Regions from separate parts of the Homo sapiens genome. Here all the other regions are linked to region 1. The links are chromatin contacts, found by Hi-C or POLR2A ChIA-PET in ENCODE. All regions are on one chromosome and are shown on one strand. The core of a region is the stretch at or near the end of the contact, and the rest is flanking DNA. Distances in the headings are between cores, read along the strand shown. Region 1 has its middle 95 kb from the start of BMAL1. Region 2 has its middle 90 kb from the start of PARVA. Region 3 has its middle 75 kb from the start of TEAD1.

Evidence for each region. Hi-C counts contacts between places; a loop is a spot of excess contacts on that map. ChIA-PET counts read pairs that join two places held with the same protein, here RNA polymerase II (POLR2A). Pooled maps may share reads with other maps.
Region 2: a map of chondrocyte shows a loop between it and region 1 (12-fold over the local background). The contact joins two enhancer-like sites. A Hi-C loop is called at or near these places in 3 of 168 maps with a recorded cell type or tissue (chondrocyte, heart left ventricle and heart right ventricle) and 12 of 50 pooled maps. POLR2A ChIA-PET finds 5 or more read pairs at or near these places in 1 of 52 experiments (naive thymus-derived CD8-positive, alpha-beta T cell).
Region 3: a loop to region 1 is called in a map of GM12878, with 11 times the contacts of the local background. The contact joins two enhancer-like sites. A Hi-C loop is called at or near these places in 1 of 168 maps with a recorded cell type or tissue (GM12878), 3 of 37 single-sample maps with no recorded cell type and 8 of 50 pooled maps. POLR2A ChIA-PET finds 5 or more read pairs at or near these places in 1 of 52 experiments (activated CD4-positive, alpha-beta T cell).

What each region holds. Positions count from the first base shown.
Region 1 is chr11:13,181,466-13,185,002 of GRCh38, forward strand. No RefSeq gene overlaps it. Among named protein-coding and RNA genes, the nearest start is that of BMAL1, 95 kb to the right of the region's middle. Within about 2 kb of position 1,871, at least 2 of the 41 ENCODE cell types and tissues checked have a DNase peak (open chromatin) inside an H3K27ac peak, as active enhancers do.
Region 2 is chr11:12,285,352-12,288,888 of GRCh38, forward strand. It overlaps a transcript of MICAL2 not described here. Among named protein-coding and RNA genes, the nearest start is that of PARVA, 90 kb to the right of the region's middle. Within about 2 kb of position 1,765, at least 23 of the 41 ENCODE cell types and tissues checked have a DNase peak (open chromatin) inside an H3K27ac peak, as active enhancers do.
Region 3 is chr11:12,597,394-12,600,930 of GRCh38, forward strand. No RefSeq gene overlaps it. Among named protein-coding and RNA genes, the nearest start is that of TEAD1, 75 kb to the right of the region's middle. RefSeq lists an enhancer at 2,129-2,423. Within about 2 kb of position 1,923, at least 2 of the 41 ENCODE cell types and tissues checked have a DNase peak (open chromatin) inside an H3K27ac peak, as active enhancers do.

The sequences.
Region 1 (3,537 bases), core at 621-3,120:
TGTATCATTTCATGATGAAATGGTCCAGTAGAGCTTGTTTCGCCATCTGTGAATTAAAGTTAACAATAAATAGAACAACTTTTACTTCGTAATTTAAGTAAAATTTTAAGTTTTAAAACAGCCTTGATTAAAAATTAAAATAGTCATACAACTATTTTTACAATCTTACATTTTTCTCAGGTTTTTATAAACTTTTGGATTACAGTTGTTAGACCTTAAAATATCATGTTATTAATGTGGTCCTATTGCACTAGTTGTGTGATTTCTCACATTCCCTGTTGTACAAGTCCACGGACGTGTATTATGCACTTGGGTTTGCAGCAATGCCAAAGAGCTATAAAAGTTTCTAAATGCTGACTGACAAATTTTTTTTGAGACGGAGTCCCGCTGTGTCGCCCAGGCTGGAGTGCAGTGGCACAATCCTGGCTCACTGCAACCTCTGCCTCCTGGGTTCAAGTGATTCTCCTGCCTCAGCCTCCTGAGTAGCTGGGACTACAGGCACATGCCACCATGCCTGGCTAATTTTTTATATTTTTAGTGAGATGGAGTTTCGCCATATTAGCCAGACTGGTCTCAAATTCCTGACCTTGTGATCCATCGCCTTGGCCTCCCAAAATGCTGGGATTACAGACATAAGCCACTGCGCCCGGTCAACAATTTTTTCACTTAGCATATCACAGACAGATAAATAATTCATCATCCCACATGTGTAGCAGTGGCTTATACATCAAAACTTCGTTAAAATCCTCTTTAATCATCTCTCTCTCTCTTCCAAAAGTGCAACTCTCTCATCTTCTCTATCCCATAACCTATTCCTCTGATATGTGTTCCCTCTGGGCAAACCCAACTACCTTCTTAGTAAACAATTCTTTTACCTTCAGCCATTCATAACGTCTTCTACTCCCCCCAAGTCAGCAGAGCAAAAATCTCTTCCCCTGGACTTGCTGTTCTTAGACTATATATATATGTGTGTGTGTGTGTGTGTGTGTGCGCGTGCGTGCGTGTGTGTGTGTTGTGGGAGGGAGGTGGTTGATCACATGGTTTGAAGACTGCAATACAATTGTAAATACAAATATTTATAATTTAGTGTTTTGTTCTTGTAACAACAGTATATGATAGAGCAAAATTGAAAACTAACTGAGAACGCACTGGAAAATCGGTAAATAAGAATATAACTTGCAGGAACAGTATTCAGGTATTAAAATAAATTAAAAGTACCTGGTAACAACTACAGTGATTGCCTTTGAGTGGGGATCCTTCTACTCTGCCTACATATTTATTTTTTTGAAAATAATAAGTACATAGTTCTTTTATATTTTTAAAAGTATTTTTAAATATAAGATTACTTAAAAGAACATAATTCAATACACATTTTTCAGTGTTTGCCATGTTCTATGGTCTCTGCCAAGGAAATCATAGACTAACAAAACTGTATCACTTACATTTTGTAAAGGATGATACCAATGATTTTCAAAAAGCCCATTATAGAAGTTAAGAAAAACATTGTCAGGATTCAAATAGAAAAATGAGCCAAAGATATAATCATAAATTCATTTAAAAAATAAAAATGTTGAAGTCCACAGGTAGGAAATCTTCAGTAAGCAAAAAATTCTAGCTAAAGCAACTTAGACATACCGTTTTTTATCTCTAAATTATTGAAAATGTCAAGCAGTGATAAATAACACTTAATGCTGTGGAGATTCAGTGAGGCTGGTTCCCCCAAAGACTGCAGGTGGCAGTGTAAACTAGAACAAATGTTTACATTTCAGGACGTCTTCAGAGTTCCACAAATATTTATTGAATGTCCATTCATTCTTTCGTGGTGGAATGGAATTCACACTCAGCCCAATCCACCATTAATTTAGAGGTAACCTGATTGCCAGTTAGCTGCAAGTTGATTTTCTGTATTCCGTAATGCTTCTAGTCATACACTTCATACTGTTTTCAAATGATGCAATTTGAAATGATGTCAGGAAAATTCAGCATCTTTCATTTCCTCTACTTATCAGCAAATCTATGACAGGTATAGAGGTGGTCAGAAACCTGCCAAAAATGCTCCACCATTATCTGGGGGACCAGGCATGTACATGGTGATGAAAGTTGTCAATTAAACATTGCCCAATATCCTTCTCTGGAATTCTTGCCTAACAGGAAACCCCCAGTTTCTGCAAAGAAATTAAAAGTAGCGACAGAGGCATCTTTCAGCCAAAACATTTAAGAAAGTCATTTATGGAATTCTCACTACCCTCTTGGAAGTCAAAATGAAAGACGATGTATTTTATACATAACTTTGTAAAGTCTGCCCTCTATCATTCCTCATAGTAAATGCAGCCAGTATCCACAGATTTATTCTGTTTCAGATGAGATGAGATCCTAAATATTTTTATCTACAATTTACTGAGCACCTTCAATATGCCAGGCAACTAGTAGATGTATAAATGTTTGATCCCAGGTTGACACTTACTACAGCTCCACAAGGCAATAAAGTGCCCTTATTCCTATTTCACATCTAAGGACACATGCTCAGGGAGGCTAAGTAACTATGTCGAGGACACACAGCTGATAAGTCAAAGCTCCTGGATTGTAACCTGGTCTGTCCAGTGATAAAGCTCATATAGTCTTTATTCCATGTCACATTGGCTCCAATTTGCTTCTATTCTGACACTTTAAAATGTAGATATAGCCATATATTTATTGACACTCATTATCATTTCAGAAAGCCACAGAGACACCTAGTCAAACATAAAGTTTGTCAGAACACATATGAAAGAAAAGACAACCATTCAAATGCTAACTCAAGGAAGCCTTCAGACTTTGTAAACGTGCTTTTTGTTGCATATAATTCTTCCTAGTTAAATGGGCTTTCAGGCCACAGCAGCTCAGTGATCTCGGTAAGATGCATCTCCAAGCTGTGCCATTTCTGGATATCGTCTGGCTTCATGGGGTATGAATGTTTAAACACTGGCTACTGGTATTGCCGTACGAACTCAGCAGAGCTCTGTTGAAATCTTCAGCTGAACCACTTAAACCAAGTAAACAACTCACCTCCAGGCAGTGTGTTCCCAGCACCTATCAGATTGTCAGAGAACTGGAAGGAGTCTGACAGAACAATTTCCAGGGTCATTGGTCTACATATGAGGCAGGGGTCTAATCGTTTGACTGATGTGCTCATGCTACTGGGTAACCAGTGGGTTCCCTACATGAGTCACTTCCAAACACCCTCGGCTGCCAAAGGAGAGCAGGTTTAGTCTCCTCAAAATGGAAGACGTGAAAGAAGGGCAAGGGCAGCTTCTACAAGATTCAGGAATGCTGAGGTTCCCACGTGGCGTCAGTTCAAATGGCAGGGGCGTGGGTTATATGTGTCTTTCTTCACCTAGTAAATGAAGACATTTTCTCATCTTGGGGATTTGGTTGCTATGTATTTGAAACATTTCACCATAGAAACAATGTTAGGTCCAGCCAACCCATAAAATTCATTCATCATTGAATGCCATTCTTCACTCATGTATCTAAACAATCGTGTTGTGATGATGGAAG
Region 2 (3,537 bases), core at 515-3,014, 900 kb before region 1:
GCATGACTCTTAAACCACAATTTCTAATCTTGCGGCTAATTTGTTAGTCCTGCAAAGGCAGTCTTGTCCCCAGGCAGGAAGGGGGTTTGTCTGGGGAAAGGGCTGTTATCGTCTTTGTTTCCAAACTAAACTATAAACTAAGTTCCTCCCAAAGTTAGTTCAGCCTACGCCCAGGAATGAACAAAGACAGGGTGGAGGTTAGAAGCAAGAGGGATTGGTTAAGTCAGATCTCTGTCACTGTCATAATTTTCTCAGTTATAATTTTTGCAAAGGCATTTTCACAAATGGAGTAAGGGAAAGAGAGGAGCTGAAGGAGCTGGTCTTGAGGAAGGAAAGCCCCCAGGTAGTAATTGTCACCTGTGCTCCACAGCCTGGCTGCTAAGAAAGAGTTCCACTGTGAGACCTGGCAGGGAGTGGAATATCTAGGACTGTTTCTAGACAGAAAGAAAGACAGAGGGCTGGGCTAGCTGGGCCTTGGATTTAGGGTCCTGGATTCAGACCCTCCCTGCGTCCATCTCCCACACCCACATCATGCCCTTGGGCTTCCTTTCCGTTCATGCTTCCTGGCCCTGCCTGTGTGCACATTCAGATGTTCACCGTCCCCATCCTTTCTCTCCAGCAGTGATGGAGGCGCAGGGGCCTGAAGCCTGGGAATGCATCTGCAGGCCTTGCCTGGGAACAGGGAACACGTGGACCCCACTGCCCACTCTCACACCCTAAGTGACCAAGACCTGTTTTTCTTCTGCATGTGATGTTCATTTTGCTCAGCTAATCCTCAAGGCCCAGCTGGCAGAGGGGTCTTCCACAGGAAGTACAGTGTCCCGCAAATATGTTTCCCTTGGAACCAGGCCAAGGGAGGGCCACAGCAATGATGGTCCACAGCCTCAATTAAACCTGGTTTCCAAAGGGTTTGGGGGGCTCTGTGGGGAAAGGGGAGGCAGAGAGTAGAACTTCCTGCAGCTTCCTGGCTTCAATCAGAGCAGCTCCAGTTTTTAATGTATTACATATATGGAACATTGATGGCCCGTGATGACCTTAGCTTTAAATAACTGTTCTGACATGAATGAATATGTGCATGTACGTATGTACACATGCATGTATAAATATGTCTACACATATGCATATACGCATAGATGCATGTAGATGCTCACTGATGATCTTAGTAATGATGGTTCATAATTTGAGGCATTCTCTGAGGGTGGTACCTGTCCCATAGCAGGGTCTCAAATATTTGATGCCAGGTGTGGTGGCTCATGCCTGTAACCCCAGCACTTTGGGAGGCCGAGGTGGGAGGATCACTTGAGCCCAGGAGTTTGAGACCAACCTGGGCAACACAGTGGGACCCTGTCTCTATAAAAAATAAAAATTAAAAAATTATCTGCGTGTCGTGGTGCATGCCTATAGTCCCAGCTACTCGGGAGCCTGAGGTGGGAGTATCATTTGAGCCCGAGAGGTCGAGGGGGCAGTGAGCCATGACCCCACCACTGCACTCCAGCCTGGTGACAAGCAAACAAAAACACAAAAATATTTGATGTGTGAACAAATGAAAAGTTTGGTAGAGTGTGTTGTGGGGACAGCAGTATGGTGTGAGGGAAGGAGAGAGTTCAGTCTATTATAATCATTAGTCTATTGACTTGTGGTAATTGAGCTATAGGAGATAAATTCCTACTTACTCTACACATTTAATGGACTCTTCCTCCCACCCCATCTTCCCTGTCCCTTTCTTTTTCCACAGCAGCTCTGCAACGGGCCAATAGCTTCCAGTCTCCAACCCCAAGCAAATACCAGAACTGGAGGAGAGAATTCTGGTGGAGTGAGTCACTAGCTCTCTGGGGGTGGGAGGCTGGGGCTGGGCAGAAGATCTCTGGTTAATTCTCAGGGGCAGCCGTTCTCATTCCTTACATGGTATCTCTCTGGCATGGCCTCCTGGTTGTCAGAGGCAAGAAATAAAATATAAGCTTGACTTTATTTCCACTGCTGACTAGAGGGAGCCTTTTCCAAGGGACTCAAGATCTTCCCATCCCCCTCCACCCCACCCCTGGCTCAGGAATTATGGAGCCTTAGGATTCTACAGTTTCACCCAGACAGGGCCTTAGCCATCATTGCCTCTAAGCTTTTTGAAATACAGATGAGTAAACTGAGGTTCAGGAACTCTATGATTTGATTCTGTACACTGGAGTGAGACTGGGCCATCAGATTAACGGCCTCACACAAAACAGGATGCTACACACAGACACCCACACATCCACACACACACACATGCACACGCACACACACTCACACCCCTACACATACACACACATACACACCTGCTCCTTTTTCTGAGTCACCCTTGGTCCCAGTGTCCTGGGGAAGAGCAGGGCTGTGGCAGGTGCTGAGGCGGCAGGCCCTGCCAGGGGGCGCAGTGAACACGCACAGTCTCACAGCATCTAGGCAGGCCGGGGATCCAGGGACTGCAGCACTCACTGAGCAGAGTTACCTCCTCAGGCCCTGAGCGAGGGGCAGAGACTCTTCATCCAGTTCCAGGCTCATCGCTGCCTTCCACCTCCCCCCACACCCACTCCCTCTCCAGCCTCACCCTAGGAGAGGAGGACCCAGAAAGGCCTTGGCTTAGACAGGGGTTTCTACCAAGAAACGTTGTTGCAGTTGGAACTGAGCCCTGGTCTTCCTTCCTTCTGAGTCAAGGCTCCCAGCCAGTGAGTCATTCCCCCACCATCCCCAGACGCACCACCGTCACACCAGGTCAGGCTGGGACAGGGGCACCTTGGGAGCAGGACCCAGGGCTGCACTCTTGGGCAGGCCACTTCATCTGAGGACAGCCTAGAGTCACTCCTGAATCCTCTGACAGCCCCCAGCGGCGACAGCAGAGGGCAGAGGAGCTAGCATTGCCACACATGGGTCATCGCCTTTACTGCCCTGCTCTGGCCCTCCCCAAGTCCCTGGAAGCCTGCTGCCCAGGCCCGGACTATATGAGTGTAGGGTCCATCCCAAGGCTTCCAGCCCACTCTACTGTGTGCCACCAGTGTGGGGGATCAGTCCCTCCTCAGGAAGCTCCCAGCCTGGGGTGAGAGCAGGGAGGCTGGTGGGAGACCCTCCCAATAGGGCTGGGTCGCTGGGGGAGGTGCAGGAGCAAGAGGACTGCTGAGCAGCCCCATGGTGTCTGGGATGGGCCTGGGAAACTCAGCCTTTAGTTATCAAGGAGTATTGCACAGCGTTTCTCGAGAGTATACAAAAGCTGCTTTGAGGGCAGGGCTTGAGTTTTGATCATTTCAATCAGCCTAGTGTCTAGCATGGTCTGGCCCGGAGGAGGAACCCAATCCTTGTTTGCTGAATCAATGAATGAAGTAAGGAACCAAGGAGCGAGCTGGCTGGACTGCGTACAAAGGGAGGACATGGATTCAGGCCTGCTCAGGCTGCCGCCCCTAGAGGGCGCTCCAAGACTTTGAGGGGGATTTGAGCCTTGCAAAACCTCCAAGTTCTGGGAAGCTGCACCATGGAGTCCCAGTCTCCCGAAAATCCCCAGAGCTGAAAGCCACG
Region 3 (3,537 bases), core at 673-3,172, 580 kb before region 1:
TAAAAACTCCTGCTCTGTGAAAGACAACATATTTAAATATTAAAAAGGCAAGTTTCAGATACATGTATATAATATATAGTTACATAGTCATTCATATATATACACACACACACACACACACACACACATATGTATACACACACACGGACATACACACATCTGACAAGGAATTTTTTTCTTTTTTTTTTGAGACAGAGTCTCACTCTGCCACCCAGGCTGGAGTGCAGTGATATGATCTTGGCTGACTGCAACCTCCGCCTCCCGGGTTCAAGCAATTCTCCTGTCTCAGCCTCCCAAGTAGCTGGGATTGCAGGTGTCTGTCACCATGTCTGGCTAAATTTTGTACTTTTGGTAAAAACGGGGTTTCACCATGTTGGCCAGGCTGGTTTCAAACTCCTGACCTCAAGTAATCCACCCACCTCGACATCCCAAAGTGCTGGGATTACAGGCGTAAGCCACTGCGCCCAGCCCTGACAAGGAATTTATATCGAGAATATAAGAACTCCTATAACTCATTCAGAAACAGATAAGAGGCCCGATTTTTTTTAAATGGGCAAAATATTTAAACATCCATTTCACAAAAGAGGATTATGGGCAGCTAATAAATACGTAACAATATCTTCAACATAATCAATCTTCAGGGAAATGTAAATTAAAATTATGAGACAACATGAACTAAAACTTATGTGTAATGGTTAAAATTTGAAACACTGATAATAGTGTTAATGAGGATGTAGAACAACCGAAACTCCAACAGTGTTAGTGGGAATATAAAATAGTACCACTTGGAAAAACAGTTTGGCAATTTCTTAAAAAGTTAAACACATGCTTTGCATACAACCCAGAAATTTCATTCACAGGAAATAAAACATTTGAGAGAAAAACAAAAGTATATGTCTAAACAAAGAGTTGTACACAAATGTTCATAGCATTTTTCATAATCGCTCAAAATTGGAAGCCACACAAATGTCTATCAGGGGGAATGGTGAATAAATTGTTGTATATCAATACAACAGAGTACTACTCGGCAATAAAAAGAAACAAACCCCTGATGTATGCAACAGTATGGATAAATCTCAGAAGTGTTATGCTGAGCAAAAGAGCCCAGACCCAAAGTGTACACAGTGTGTGTGTGTATACACACAGACACATACCCCTTAGAATATCTATCTATAAATCAGAATATGATACTTAATAGTGCTCCAATAACGTTACTTGTCTCTAAGTTCCACCCAAGAGATGACAGAATCAGAAGGTTCTGATATTTCTTGGAGATCTTTAGCCAGCCCTCTGAACCCTAACAGTTCAGAAGTAATTACGGCCCGAGTTACAGATCAAGCCAGCAGACACTACTTTCTTCTCTGAGTAATAAGACAAAACACAGGAAGCTGCGGCTTGGCAGTGATTCTTTGATAAAAGGAAAGCTTGTAGAACAAACCATAGGGAGGGAGAGGGATAGGAAGGAAGGAAGGAAGACACAAGTAGAATTGTGAATAATTAGGTTTCTCCCTTCTGCTTTGACTCCAGGTTTTTTCTTCAGTTCTATGATTGGTCATGTCTATAGGTAACAAATAATTACTGTGTTCAGTGCAGGATAGCCTGGTGGAAGGCAAACAGCCCTTGAAGCTCTCAGATCTAGGCTTCAATGCCAACTTTTCTATTGCATGGCTGAGTGATCCTCAGCAGGAGACACAGGATCTCCGTATTGCAGTCTCCTCATCTCCAAGATGAGGATAATAAAAGAATCTAGCTTACAGGGGCATCCTGGGGATTAAACAGCACAGGCTTCCATTGAAATGTATTAGAAACTGGGTAGTCAAAAACTGGAGTATTCAAGTGTGTGACCAAGAATAGACACAGGCTGCACAGAGCTCAGGGCCCAGTCCAGATTGGACGAGAAAGTTCCCTAGGCCAAGCTGGCTAAGCACCGCAGGTACCATTATAACGCCAGCCCTGAGGGATGTGAGCCAACTACTTAAGAATTAGAGAGGCCATAAAAGGCTTCGGCCTCCTCCACCCAATTCCTCAGCCACTTTCCTCCCAGAGGACCTAAGCTCTGTCCCCTACCACTGTTTGTCCTCTTGGTACTGGAATCCCCAGAGCAGAATGTGAGTGTGTCCTCCACCTGGGGAAGGATTGCGTCACAAGCTGGGTGCCTCCTGTGAAGTGTTTGCCCTGCTTGGGCTTAGTAAATACAAATGGCGGCCACCATCTGCTCTTGACCCTTCTGCTCCACGAGCGCGGAGGCTCCCTGGCCCAGTTGGTACTGGGTGCTTCTCCGCAGCGGCCGCCAGGGGGAGCCTGGGCCGAGAGCTCTGGGAAATCGAACAACTCGTTGAGGTCTTAGTTATGGTAGAAAACCTTGAAGTGGTGTTAGGTCAGCACCTGCGAGGGTCTCATTCTAAATACACCAGTATTTGGAGGATGTTTGAGAAAGGGAAATTGTCCAACAGTTAAGTAAAAAGAGCTGGAAACAAATTATCTCCATACTCTCCCTTCACTGGCTGAGAGACTAGTCTGGGTCTTCCCTGACTGCCCAATTTACATTCAGATGCTATGCAGTGGAGCCAGGTGCCGTGGGTCATGCTTGTAATCCCAGCACCTTAGGAGGCTGACGCAGGAGGATGACTTGAGCCCAGGAGTTTAAGGCTGCAGTGAGCCGTGATCACACCACTGTACTTCATCCAGCCTGGACAACAGTGTAAGACCCTATCTTAAAAAAAAAAAAAAAAAAAAAAAAAAAAAAAAACTGTGTAGTGGAAAGAACAAGAATCAGAAGTCATGGGTGGATCCAAGACTGTTCTGGACCCTCCCTAGTTATGAGAACTTGGACATGTCTCTATTTCCCTGAGCCTTTGTTTTTTAATAATGTCTGTTACCATTCATCAGTTATTTTCCATATGCCATGCTGCCAAAAATTATCTCATTCAATCCTTGCCATAATTACATGAACAAAGTGTTTGCTATGTACAGTTTATAGATTAAGAACTGAGGCATAAAAAGTAGCTTACCCGAGGTTTTTAATCTACTAGTTGTTCAGATCTTTCTGACTTCAAAGAGTATGCTGAAGCCCTCTTCTATTTCCACTATACTCTCATTTTCAAATGAGCAATAGTAATAATAATAATATTGCCTTTATAACAGATTTTTACTTGCAAACTTGAAAGTTATTCAAATGATTATATTCTAAGTTTCTTGTTGTATGTTTTGGGATCTGCAATGAGCTGAATGACATATGAATGTCTCAAAATTCATATGTTAAAATCTCAATCCCCAATATAATGGTATTAGGAAATGGGACCTTTGGGAGGTGATTCAGTCATGAGAGTGGAGCCCTCATGGATGGGATTAGTGCCCTTATAAAAGGGACCTCAGAGTGCTCTCTAGGGCACCCCCCACCGCTTTTTTTTTTCCACCATGTGAAGACACAATGAGAAGACAGCAGTCTGCAACACAGAAGAGGGCCCTCATCAGAACCTGACCATGTAGGCACCTTGATTTCAGACTTCCAGCCTCCAGAACTGTGAGAAATAAATG